2 separate regions of the Homo sapiens genome follow, and region 2 is linked to region 1. The links are chromatin loops, found by intact Hi-C in ENCODE. Cell type or tissue: CD14-positive monocyte. All regions are shown on one strand. Links, peaks and the distances in the headings refer to the core of each region. The heading gives the core; the rest is flanking DNA. Region 1 overlaps VWA8 (von Willebrand factor A domain containing 8). Region 2 overlaps VWA8 (von Willebrand factor A domain containing 8).

Region 1 (5,385 bases), core at 134-5,133:
AAATTAGTCTATCTGGCATAATTGTAAGTTATTGTAGCAAAGTATTATGTGAAAAAACTTTTAGAAAAGTAATCCAGAAGATTTCTGAAAATAGATAACCAGAAAGACTTGTGGGGTACAAAATGTTCACATACTATTGTTTTCAGCTATTTCCATTTGCACTCTAAGTCCCAGAGAACTTGAGTAACAAACTCTTTACCAAAAGGTAGAATTCTAAAGGTCACATTTTCTCTGGGCTTACAGACAATGTTAACAAATTCAAGCTGATTATTTTAACTAATAAACTTTTGAGAAGCACCGTGACAGAAAATCTGTAAGAAATGCGCCCCCATTATTATATTTCCAGATACTGGACATCTCTCCAGGGACTCATTTGCATACCATCTTTCATTCATTTTATTGTTCCATATGTTGAAAGAATTAAAACGGACAAAGGGCATTTATTTGTCAGCAGAGCAGAAACCACTTCATTTATATGACTGTGTTCATGCAGAACCATCACTTACTGAAAAGATCCCAGGTGTGTTTCCTGTTATTCATGCACAAAGTATGTCAGAGACTCTGCATAACTAATTAAGGCTTTGTGTGTGTATGTGTGTCTTTTGTAGGCTAAAGGTAAAGAAAGACAATGGCTAAGACATCAAGCTACTGGAGAATTAGATGATGCCAAGATCATTGATGGGCTGACTGGAGAAAAAGCCATCTACAAACGTCGGGGTGAGCTGGAGCCACAAGTAAGTCATGGTGAACTGCTAGCCTCAGCTCTGCATAGTCTAGCCCTCTTTACAGAAACTTGCTTTCGTGAGTTGTGTCAAAATATCACAAATCCTGAATATGGTAACCAAGGAAAGCATTATGTTAAAAAAAAAAAAAAAGAAGAAGAAGAAGAAAAACTCCATAAATATTATACTATTTATTATTCAACTCAAGGTCCCAGCAAGAAACATAAGGCATGCTCAAATTAGGTAATTTAAGAAACAGTCAGTACAAAGACTATTTACAAAAATAAGGGTGGGGTTTAGGAAAATCAAAAATAAACAGTGCAGTAACCCAGGGATAGCAACAGCAGGGATCTAACTCACTCTGAGGCCTAAAAGGGCAGAATGAGACAGCAGTTCCTGGAACCTGGAGAAGGTGGTTGATGGAGTGGTGGCCTTCAGCAGAAGGGGAGCCAACCCATGGGCAACAGCAGAGAGGGGGCCAAGGGAATAAATACTCCACCCTCACCCCCTGACCTCCACCAGTGCCTCCCATGAGCAGAACCCACTGGGAGCCAGCAGCCAAGAGGCCAGCTGATGTGATTGTAGGGGCCAAGGGAAAACTTCCCCTTCGCCCTCTGAAGGTTCTCTGAAAATCACCTCACAAAAGGCACATTAATAGGAGAAGAGGCATACAAATGTATTAATGTGCACCGGGGTGAAACCAAGGGTGAGTCCCCCTCCACACAGTGAAGTACAGATGCTTATGTACCCTTCTTCTTAAGGGAAAAGGAGATGGAGAAGTGTAGATGATTTTACGGGGGTAGTAAATGGTTTTAGGGCAATTCAGTGGACTTGAAGAGCACACAGTGGCCTGGGACAGAGTCTGTTGGGCCCACAAAGCAATGGTTTGTGACCGAAGTCTGTCCAGGTGTGTTGACAGACTTCAGCCTTTCTTCCTGTGATATGAGTTCAGTTGATGAAAACTCAGGGAAGGGCCCAGAGTAATGGTTTTCTTCTTTGGAGCTCTGAACTTTAGACAGTTGAAGAAACTTCAGAGAACAAATTATCCAGTGCTTTGTGGGGAGAGGGAGGAAGGTCAGTGAGACCTTGATGCTGCTTCTTCAGTTCAGCATGTCCAAGCACCATATTTAGAGGGTATCGATTTCTGAGCTCCAACACGGATTGTCCACACAGATCAACTCCCAGGACACAGAGCAGGTGCCCTGGAGGGGAAACTGAAGACACCTGGTGTGTCTATTAAGCCTAGAGAAACCTTCAAGTGAAAACAATAAAACAACCTTAGTGATTTTCTACTGTTCTCTTACTTTAAAGATCAGTGTCCATCATATAACTGAAAAAAAATATAGAAAATAAGAACGTCTCCCTTAAGTAACTATAATTGTAGTATGTAAAGTTTTAGACAGCCATAAATTTAAAATATTTGCAATGTAATAGCAAAACAAAATGATGACAGGATGAAATATTGAGTCTCTTGGTGAGCTCTGTGATCTCCTGTATTCCTGGGTAACCAGAATTGCTGAGTCGCCACTGAGAGCTGGGGGTGCAGTGACTGGTAGGGGGAAGGGAGAGTCACTCCTTTTAAATATTTATTTAGAGAGGATCTGGTGATTTGGGGAGTTCTTATTTCTGTGTCATTGGTATGAGTCAACAACTGCTTTCTTTACTGAATCATTGTGGTCAACAAATGTGTTTGGATACATCTGAAATTGTGAGTAGTCATGGAAGCATATGTATAAGTGTTCTTAATTTGGGCAGACTCAACAAGTTTTTAAGAAATATGTTGAATTTGCCTCAAACCATTACACTCTCAATACCCACCGTGTTTTCTTGAAATTACTAACTCTGCTCATTATTTTTTATATTTAATAACAGCAAATATTTAATAACAGAATAATCTGGAATTTTTCTTCTTCCTTTTTTTTTTTTTTTCTAGAGACAGGGTCTTGCTTGTTGCCCAGGCTTTAGTGCAGTGGCACAATCATAGCTCACTACAGCCTCAAACTATTGGGCTCAAGTGACCCTTTCAGCTTACCCAGCTGAGTAGCTGGGAATATAGGCACATAGCACCACCCTAGCTGATTTGTGTATTTTTTTGTAGAGATGAGTTCTTGCTGTGTTGCCCAGGCTGGTATTGAACCCTTGGCCTCAAGCAGTTCTCCCACCTTGGCCTCCCAAAGCACTGGGATTACAGGCATGAGCCCCTGCACGCAGCCTTCTTCTTTTTTATCGTCAGCAAAACTAACAAACTTTTTCTTAAAATCTGCAAATTGGCAGTCGTGGGTCTAAAATCAAACTTAATCTTGTAATCTTAATTGACAGTTGTTTCTAGAACAATTTGATGTCACTTTTATGCTTTCAAACTGCCAAGAAAAGAAAAGCACTAATTCAGTAATGTGGAAGGAAGAGAAGATGTGCAGCTTAGTAAACACAAAAGTCGTTTTTAAAATCTTTTCTTTAATTTCTTTGCCAGACCCCCATCACATAACTTTGTTTTAGGAATCTGACATTACCTGTGGCCTGTGTGGAGAATAATTTTCAGGTCACTACCCAATACGTACAAGTAAAATTGACATGGGCTTCCCTCCAAAATAACACAAACTCTTGCTAGAGTTACTGACTCTGAGGCATGAAGTGAAAATGACATGTCATTCCAGATTATTATTTTTAAGTCATCATATTATTTTTAAGGCATCAACCTCGGTAAGTCAACTTTACTAGAGTGAGCTTTAAAAGGACTATATTCCAAAGGAAAATATTTTCCATGTGGCCCCAACCATTAGCACAAGTCTGAAATTCTGTTTACTGCAGTACAACCCATAGATGCCTTGCTACCTGCTAGGACAGCCTTGTGCAGGGCTGAGCCTATGGCTGGTCTGCCCATCTCGGGGCTGGCACGCTGGAGCTTCTGTGAGATCCCCAAGACAGCCACCAGGGGAAGTTTGCCAGTTCACAAACGGCTTTTCTGTTATTCCTTCCCTCAGCTTGGCAGCCCACAACAGAAACCCAAGCGTCTGCGCCTGGTGGTAGATGTGTCTGGTAGCATGTACCGTTTCAACAGGATGGATGGCCGGCTTGAGCGCACAATGGAGGCTGTGTGTATGGTCATGGAAGCCTTCGAGAACTATGAGGAGAAGTTCCAGGTAATGACATGAACTAAGAATAATGAGAGGCATCATTGACCATGATGATGGATAGGTGGATTCAAACTCCATCCAGAGTGAATGAAAATCTTCATCCTCTCACCAGCTCATTCATCAGTGCAGAGAAAGTGAAGCTTTTGTTTTATCTGAAGTAGTAATTGTAAAATAACTCCATAATTTAAAAGTCTGATTACTACAGAAGAAATGCTGCAGCCATGATGTTAGAAAAAAATGAGCTGCTTAGAAGCAAAAGTCTGTTCCCAGACTCCTCAGAGCCTCCTGGCCTTATCCCAGTTCCCCATACCCACCCACTCTTGCCCCATCACTAGCCAAGCAGCCTTCCAAAGTTTGAGTCCACCCTGAAAGCTTCAGTATCACGTTCCATTTCCACATGGGCAGGGGTTATACAGTCATTGGTGTCTCCCCAGCTAACAATGATGATGATTATCCCAGGAGAAAAGCAGGTTTCCATTTCAACTGTTTCCATTTTGGTATTCTTAGTTTGCTGCACACCCTCCATTTTAGAAGTCTAGCATGGTGAAGGGACCCCCAATGCTGCTGTGTTACTGCTTGATATGAGCCTATTAATCCTCTCTTAATCAGCCACAGAGAGCACCTGCACTTCTGGCCCTTACCAGAGCAAACAACCTTGAATTCAGTCACATGCCATGTAATTATTATCAAAAGTTCAATCATGAGAAATGCTGTATGCACGTGCAGATATGCATGAAGGACACACAGTCCATAGACAGACTAGATTTTATTACGGATCAAACATGTCCTACAGAAATCAGTGATCTTAGATTGCTATTAGGCTTGACATCCCACATGCACCCCAGGATTGCTTCCCTGAGTTGTGTCTCTGTGTTATGAGGTAGGCAACAAGAAACAGATTGATGAAACCCATCACTTCAGGTACTTTAGGCCTATTATTAAGGATACTGCCCCCCCTGAATTTCCCAGAGCCCCTTGTGTGAAGCTCTACGTGAGGAATTCCTTTTAGAATTAAGTGGAAGAAGAAGGGCAGCTTCAGCTAATGAATGCTATGGGTTGCCGGGCTCTGTCCAAGTACAGGATACAAATACAAATAAGACATGGACTTTCACCGTGGGGAGTAGCTTTGTTTCCCTTGAAGAACTGAAATGTGTTTCCCCTTGTGATTAGTGAAAGCCATGGAGCTGCTTAAGATTCCCTCTTGGTTTTAGTTGCCAGGAAGCTCAGAGCTAAAATCAAAGACCAGCTATGACAACTTTGTTATGTCTCATGGCTTGCAGACCAGTGTTCGACTTTTTCCTTTTCTTCACCCTTGCTCCCTTCAGGTATAAGTTTTCCTTGATTTTTTTTTTTTTATGCTTTATGGGTTTATAGAAAATGTTTATTTTAAAATATTTTAGGTCCTTTCTAGTATGAGATAGATTATAGTTCTTAAATCACTTGGACCATTGATGACTAAAGAATTTTTAGACATCTATTGTATCAGCATAAATACCCATATCCTACCTAATGTATTAAAACCTTTGAGA
Region 2 (5,385 bases), core at 84-5,083, 57 kb before region 1:
CACAGTTAAGTCTTTGACATACTGTGAAAGGATCTTTTGTTCTCTACAAAAACATACTTCCTCATCCTTTGAGTCACCTTGTTTTTATTCCCTTGTTTACTTTTCTGGGGAAATAATGCCCACCTCCCAAGTAATGTCAAGGGAAGAACTATTTCAGAAATCTAAGTTGTTCTGTATGAGGAAAGAGGGCTTGGATTTTGGCAGAAAAAAATCAGAAATATTTTTAAAACCTGAACCAGATAAATAATGTAATCTCAAGCTTCCAAAAATTATTTGGGTAGGGTTTTTTCCAATGCTAAAAAAAGGAAATCTTTTTTTATCATCATTATTACCAGTGATCAGATTCAGGAAGTGTGAGACACTTTACTGAGGGGACTACCGACACCGTCCAAAGGCATTTTTCTATTGTGTTAGGAAAGCTCTCCTCTGCTAACTACGTTGATTCTCCAAGACATGCATCATTTAATATTTTCTCCTAGGTGGTGGGTTTTATGATGAGCTTAGGCTTTAGTCAGTCAGACTTGAATTCTTTTTTTTTTTCCTGAGACAAAGTCTCGCTCCTTCGCCCAGGCTAGAGTGCAGTGGTGCGATCTTGGCTCACTGCAACCTCTGCCTCCCGGGTTTAGGCGATTCTCCTGCTTCAGCCTCCTGAGTAGCTGGGATTACAGGCATGCGTCATGATACCAGCTAATTTTTGTATTTTTAGTAGAGAAAGGGTTTCACCATATTGGCCAATCTGGTCTCAAACTCCTGACCTCAAGTGATCCACCCACCTCGGCCTCCCAAAGTGCTAGGATTACAGGCATGAGCCACTGCACCTGGCCCAGACTTGAATTCTTTTAGCGATGTATATTTATCAGTAAATAATGTGACTGATTCTACTCATGGTTTCAAAGCTGATTTTGAAGGGAAAAAACCATTGCTGTTTTGTGTATCAGCATATGCCCAATGCTAGCACAGTGCCCTGAACTTACTGGACACTCAGTAAGCATTTGTCAAATGAATGAAATAAATATATATGCATTCAGAGTGACAATGTCAAATAACAACCTTTTAAAATTCTTTTTATTTTTTTCAAATAAGTCTTTTAAATGAACACATTCTAATGTATTTAAGAAAATCTTATTTGTTTGTAGATATGCTCTGTGTGTTAATGTAACTGTTCATTTATCCTTACCTAATATGCATAAGTGGAAGATTACTTGTAGTTTAGGGATTATATTCAAACCCTTCTTTAGTCACGCTAAACCTGACACATCCAGAAAATGTCTCCCAAAAGCTTCTGATCCTCATTTATATCCTAAGTTTTACCACAGGCAGGCCATCAAAGTCAGTGATCTTCATGTTCTGGGGCATTTCCATTGGAGCTCTTTTTTTCTGTGTAAATGATAAACAGAGATGTACTTTACTGCTACTGTTAGTAAAGCTGTGTGTGTAATATGTGAGGAAAAGGTAAGGTACTGAAGCCTGCCCATCACTGTTAAGTATTCTACATGTATCTCTCCATTTTCTCTTTGTAGCTTCCTATGTGATAGAATGATGATAGTCCCATTTTATAGATGAAGAAACAGATTTTCAAACAGATTACATAGTACACCCAATGTCCTGTGGCCAGTAAGTGACATTTTCAGACGTGAGCCACTAGGGCAAGCATTGAGTCTGCAGATCATGTTCAGGATTGTCTGGTATGATGCAGTTCAGACCATACATAAATACAGTATTTTACTAACCTTCTGAAAGATATGCTAGCCCTTTAATCTAATGTCTTATTTACTGATGTATACAGTGCTTTCTATAAATCTGATATATATTAAAAAGGAAAAATGCTTGCCTTTCAGGCATATTTCTTGCTTTCCTAAACCATGATATGCTTTATAAAACATTGAATTTTGTACTATCAAGAATACATTCATTGTTTATAGCCAGTGTAATGTAGTAAAAAAAAAATCTGATAAACCTGGGTTTTAGAAGGAGATGGACTGAGATTTCAATCCTGGCTCCTCCAATTAATAACTATGTGATAATGAGTATGTTGCTATACATCTCTAAGCCTTAGTTTCCTGTCCTGCAAAGTAGAAATAATACCTAATATGGAGAATTATGAATATCAGAAGTAGTATATTTAAAATGCCTAGACTGTAAACATCAGGGCACCGGCACGTGGTCGTCACTCATCATCATTACTCACTGAATGAATCCATGAATGAATTAATGATTCAGATTAGGTTCCATTGTTCAACCCTACACATAAAAATCAGGAAAATTTGGCCGGGCGTGGTGGCTCACACCTGTAATCCCAGCACTTTGGTAGGCAGAAGTGGGCAGTTCACTTGAGGTCAGGAGTTCTAGACCAGCCTGACCAACATGGGGAAACCCCTTCTCTACTAAAAATACAAAATTAGCTGGGCGTGGTGGCACATGCCTGCAATCCCAGCTACTCGGGAGGCCGAGGCAGAAGAATCGCTTGAACCCAGGAGGTGGAGGTTGTGGTAAGCCTAGATTGTGCCATTGCACTCCAGCCTGGGCAACAAGAGCAAAACTCCGTCTCAAAAAAAAAAAAAAAAAATCAGGAAAATTTGATAAGAATCTTAAGTGAGAAGAAAAATCATATACATTCTCTTCTTTGCCCTCCTGGAAATACCTTTCTTCTTTCAGATGCACTTAGAAAAATAAAAGTAAGTGAAGAAGTCACATCTGATATTATGTGATTTAAAAAAAAAGATTTTTAATTTCACAAGTGAGCAAGTATAGATTGAAGTGCAAATCCTAAATTGGAGCTAGTAGAGAGAGAACTGCCTTTTCCTTGGCACTTCAGCACATTTATTCTCGTTTTTTTAAGGTATCCATTTCTCTCAAGTCTTTCATGGAACAGTCATGATACTGGAAATGTTTTGAGTCGCTCTCATGCCACCTCTTTTGCAACTGACAGCAAACATGTTTTCAGGAGTTCAGAAGTAATCAAGTCCTAATATCAGCTGCCAGAGCCATAAAAAGGGGCCTGCCGCAATCTGGGCAGAACACTGAGTGAGTTAGGAAACATCAGTTTGGTATTTGTAATATTTGTAGCAAAACTGAACTTCCTGAGTGAGGTCATGAATGAACAGCAGATCATGAGTGTTATTATAAGAATTGGACAGAGTGTAGAATTCTCATACAACCCAAACTTCAGAAAATATCCTTGATGAAAATCCGGAGTTATTTTTTCCCAATGCTAATATTAACATGATACATACCTGGCATATCTCTACTGAAAAATGAATGTTTTGTACTAAGCAGTACCTTTTTCACTCTCCTAAAATAATAGTAATGATAGATAATGCATATTGCATTTAGTATGGCCAGGCACTATCTTAAGTAATAATGTGAATTTAACATTTTTAACCCCCACAATGACCCTATGAGGTAGGTGCCATTACTATCCTTGTTTTACAGATGAAGTGCCTTACACGGTTAATAAGTGTCAAAGACAGAGTTTGAATTCAAGGAAACTGGTTCCAATGTCTGTGCTTTTAACCATGTTTAGAGGAAATTTTTGAGTAGCAGTAATACAGTGAGTCCTCACTTAACATAGTCAACAGGTTCTTGGAAACTATACTATTCTTGGAAACTTTAAATGAAACAATAAATAATGAAACCAGTTTTACCATAGGCTAATTGGGATAAACAAGAGTTAAGTTCCTACAGCATATTTCTGGTTACAAAAACATCACCTAACTTCTAAATAGAGACCCAAAACACTCCTTATAGTAAACACTGAAATCAGTGTAAGCTATATATACATTTAAGAAAGATTAATGAAAACAAGTAAGATAACTGTTTACCAAATTACTCCAGTTCAGGGCTGCAGTTAGCCAGAGCCTATCCTGGTGGCTCAGGGGAACCCACCTTGCACAGGAGGCCATCCCCCGCCTCGTGGGGCACACTAACACACCTGCACTCACTCACACTGGGACCATGTAGACACACCAGTTAACCTAAAGTGCACAGCTTTGGGATGTGGGAGGAAACCAGAGTAGCTAGAGAAAACACACACAGGCATGGGGAAAACGTGCAGACCCCACACAGACAGTGGCCCTGGCCGGGAATCTGTGTTTTTTCTCATTGACTTTATAATGAAATGTCCTTGAACAAAATGTTATTCAAGGACCTGCTCTACATGTATCTGCTAAGACTAGACAAAATATATATTTAATTATCCTAGAGAAGTGCATATGGGCAAGGCAAACTACCTCTCTACACTCTGGTTTTTTTTTTTGGCGGGGGTGGTACAAGATGCCTAGGTCTCACAGGTAGATTAGAGGCTCGTAAGAGGAAAGCCTCTGAAAGAGCCAAGGGTTCTTCCAAGCTAAGAGGGTTCACCTTGCTTCCCTGGGAAAAATTGCTTTAATATAATGGCACAATTAAAAAAAAATCTGGGTAGTCAGCTACCATGCTAAAATTGTTGCCCTTAAATTTCAATGAAGTCTGTCTGTATGAACTTAACAGGAGAAAGATACTGGGTTTTACCTATAATAAGAAAAAAGGAGATAATAGATTCACTCCTTCACAGATGCTTGCTCCTTAAGAGATACACTTGCCAAAAACTCACTTACTATGTTTCCTTGTGGTAATGTTAGCCCTGCTAGGGCCTCTTCCAACACAAATGAGCTACTGTATGAAATTAGAAAAAGGCTCTCCCACCGAGAGGATGGATTGCAAAGTGGGACCTCTCTGGGCAAACCGGTTAGAAAACAGAAAGAGCTGCTTTCTTTTGGCTACCTTCTTTAGAGCCTGGTGTTGGTGATGTGAGCATTGTGTGACTTTCAGCTCCACTCACACTGCCTCAGCTGAGACCTACCCTGTACAGCCCTAGGCAGCTGCCCCATAAGGGACATACCAAGCAACTACACTGGCGTTCATTAAGCTCTGTGGCTGTATTAACTCACCCAAGACTAACATATGCAAACAACGTTAGCTCCCTAAGCCCTGTTAATAGTGGAAAGTGGCAGGGTAGAAGTGGCACTTGGAAGCAAACCAGCTCCAGTCAATGAGAAGGAAGCTTCAGTTCTCATTCATTATTGATTCCTTTGACAACTATTTATTGAGGATCTACTATGCACTAGGCATTGTACTAAGTGACAGCTATTCAGAGATGAAAAGTCCTTGATAGCAAAATGGAGAGTGAGGAGTGTGATGACTGGCAATGGCTGGGAGTCCAGATCGGAAAAGTTCAGGATCACACAAACAGGCCCCTAAATAGAGAAAGGAAAAAGCAAGGAACCAAAATATAGGTTCATGCAGTAGGGAACCAAATTGGGACCCAGTTACTAGAAGGGAAATGCAAGGTGGAGGGCTTATTCCCAAGAGAAAATGCAGTTTAGACAATAAGTGTATGAGAAGACAGTG

The links. Hi-C counts contacts between places; a loop is a spot of excess contacts. Peaks named below come from ENCODE experiments on the same cell type or tissue, not always from the same donor. Only the 100,000 strongest peaks of a DNase experiment are listed, where the experiment ranks them.
Region 2: it touches region 1 in a loop (2.6-fold over the local background); 10 of 110 quality-filtered maps call a loop at or near these places.

The regions. Positions count from the first base shown.
Region 1 is chr13:41,585,989-41,591,373 of GRCh38, reverse strand. VWA8 (von Willebrand factor A domain containing 8) reads left to right here. Exons shown (of 45, transcript NM_015058.2): 41 at 609-734; 42 at 3,704-3,862. Among named protein-coding and RNA genes, the nearest start is that of MIR5006, 20 kb to the right of the region's middle. In CD14-positive monocyte, for the core only: no CTCF peak of the experiment used is centred there; DNase peaks (open chromatin) are centred at 2,323 and 2,713; H3K27ac peaks cover 2,552 bases.
Region 2 is chr13:41,643,147-41,648,531 of GRCh38, reverse strand. All of the region lies in intron 37 of VWA8 (von Willebrand factor A domain containing 8), which reads left to right. Among named protein-coding and RNA genes, the nearest start is that of MIR5006, 77 kb to the right of the region's middle. RefSeq lists an enhancer at 1-58. In CD14-positive monocyte, for the core only: no CTCF peak of the experiment used is centred there; a DNase peak (open chromatin) is centred at 3,031; H3K27ac peaks cover 1,002 bases.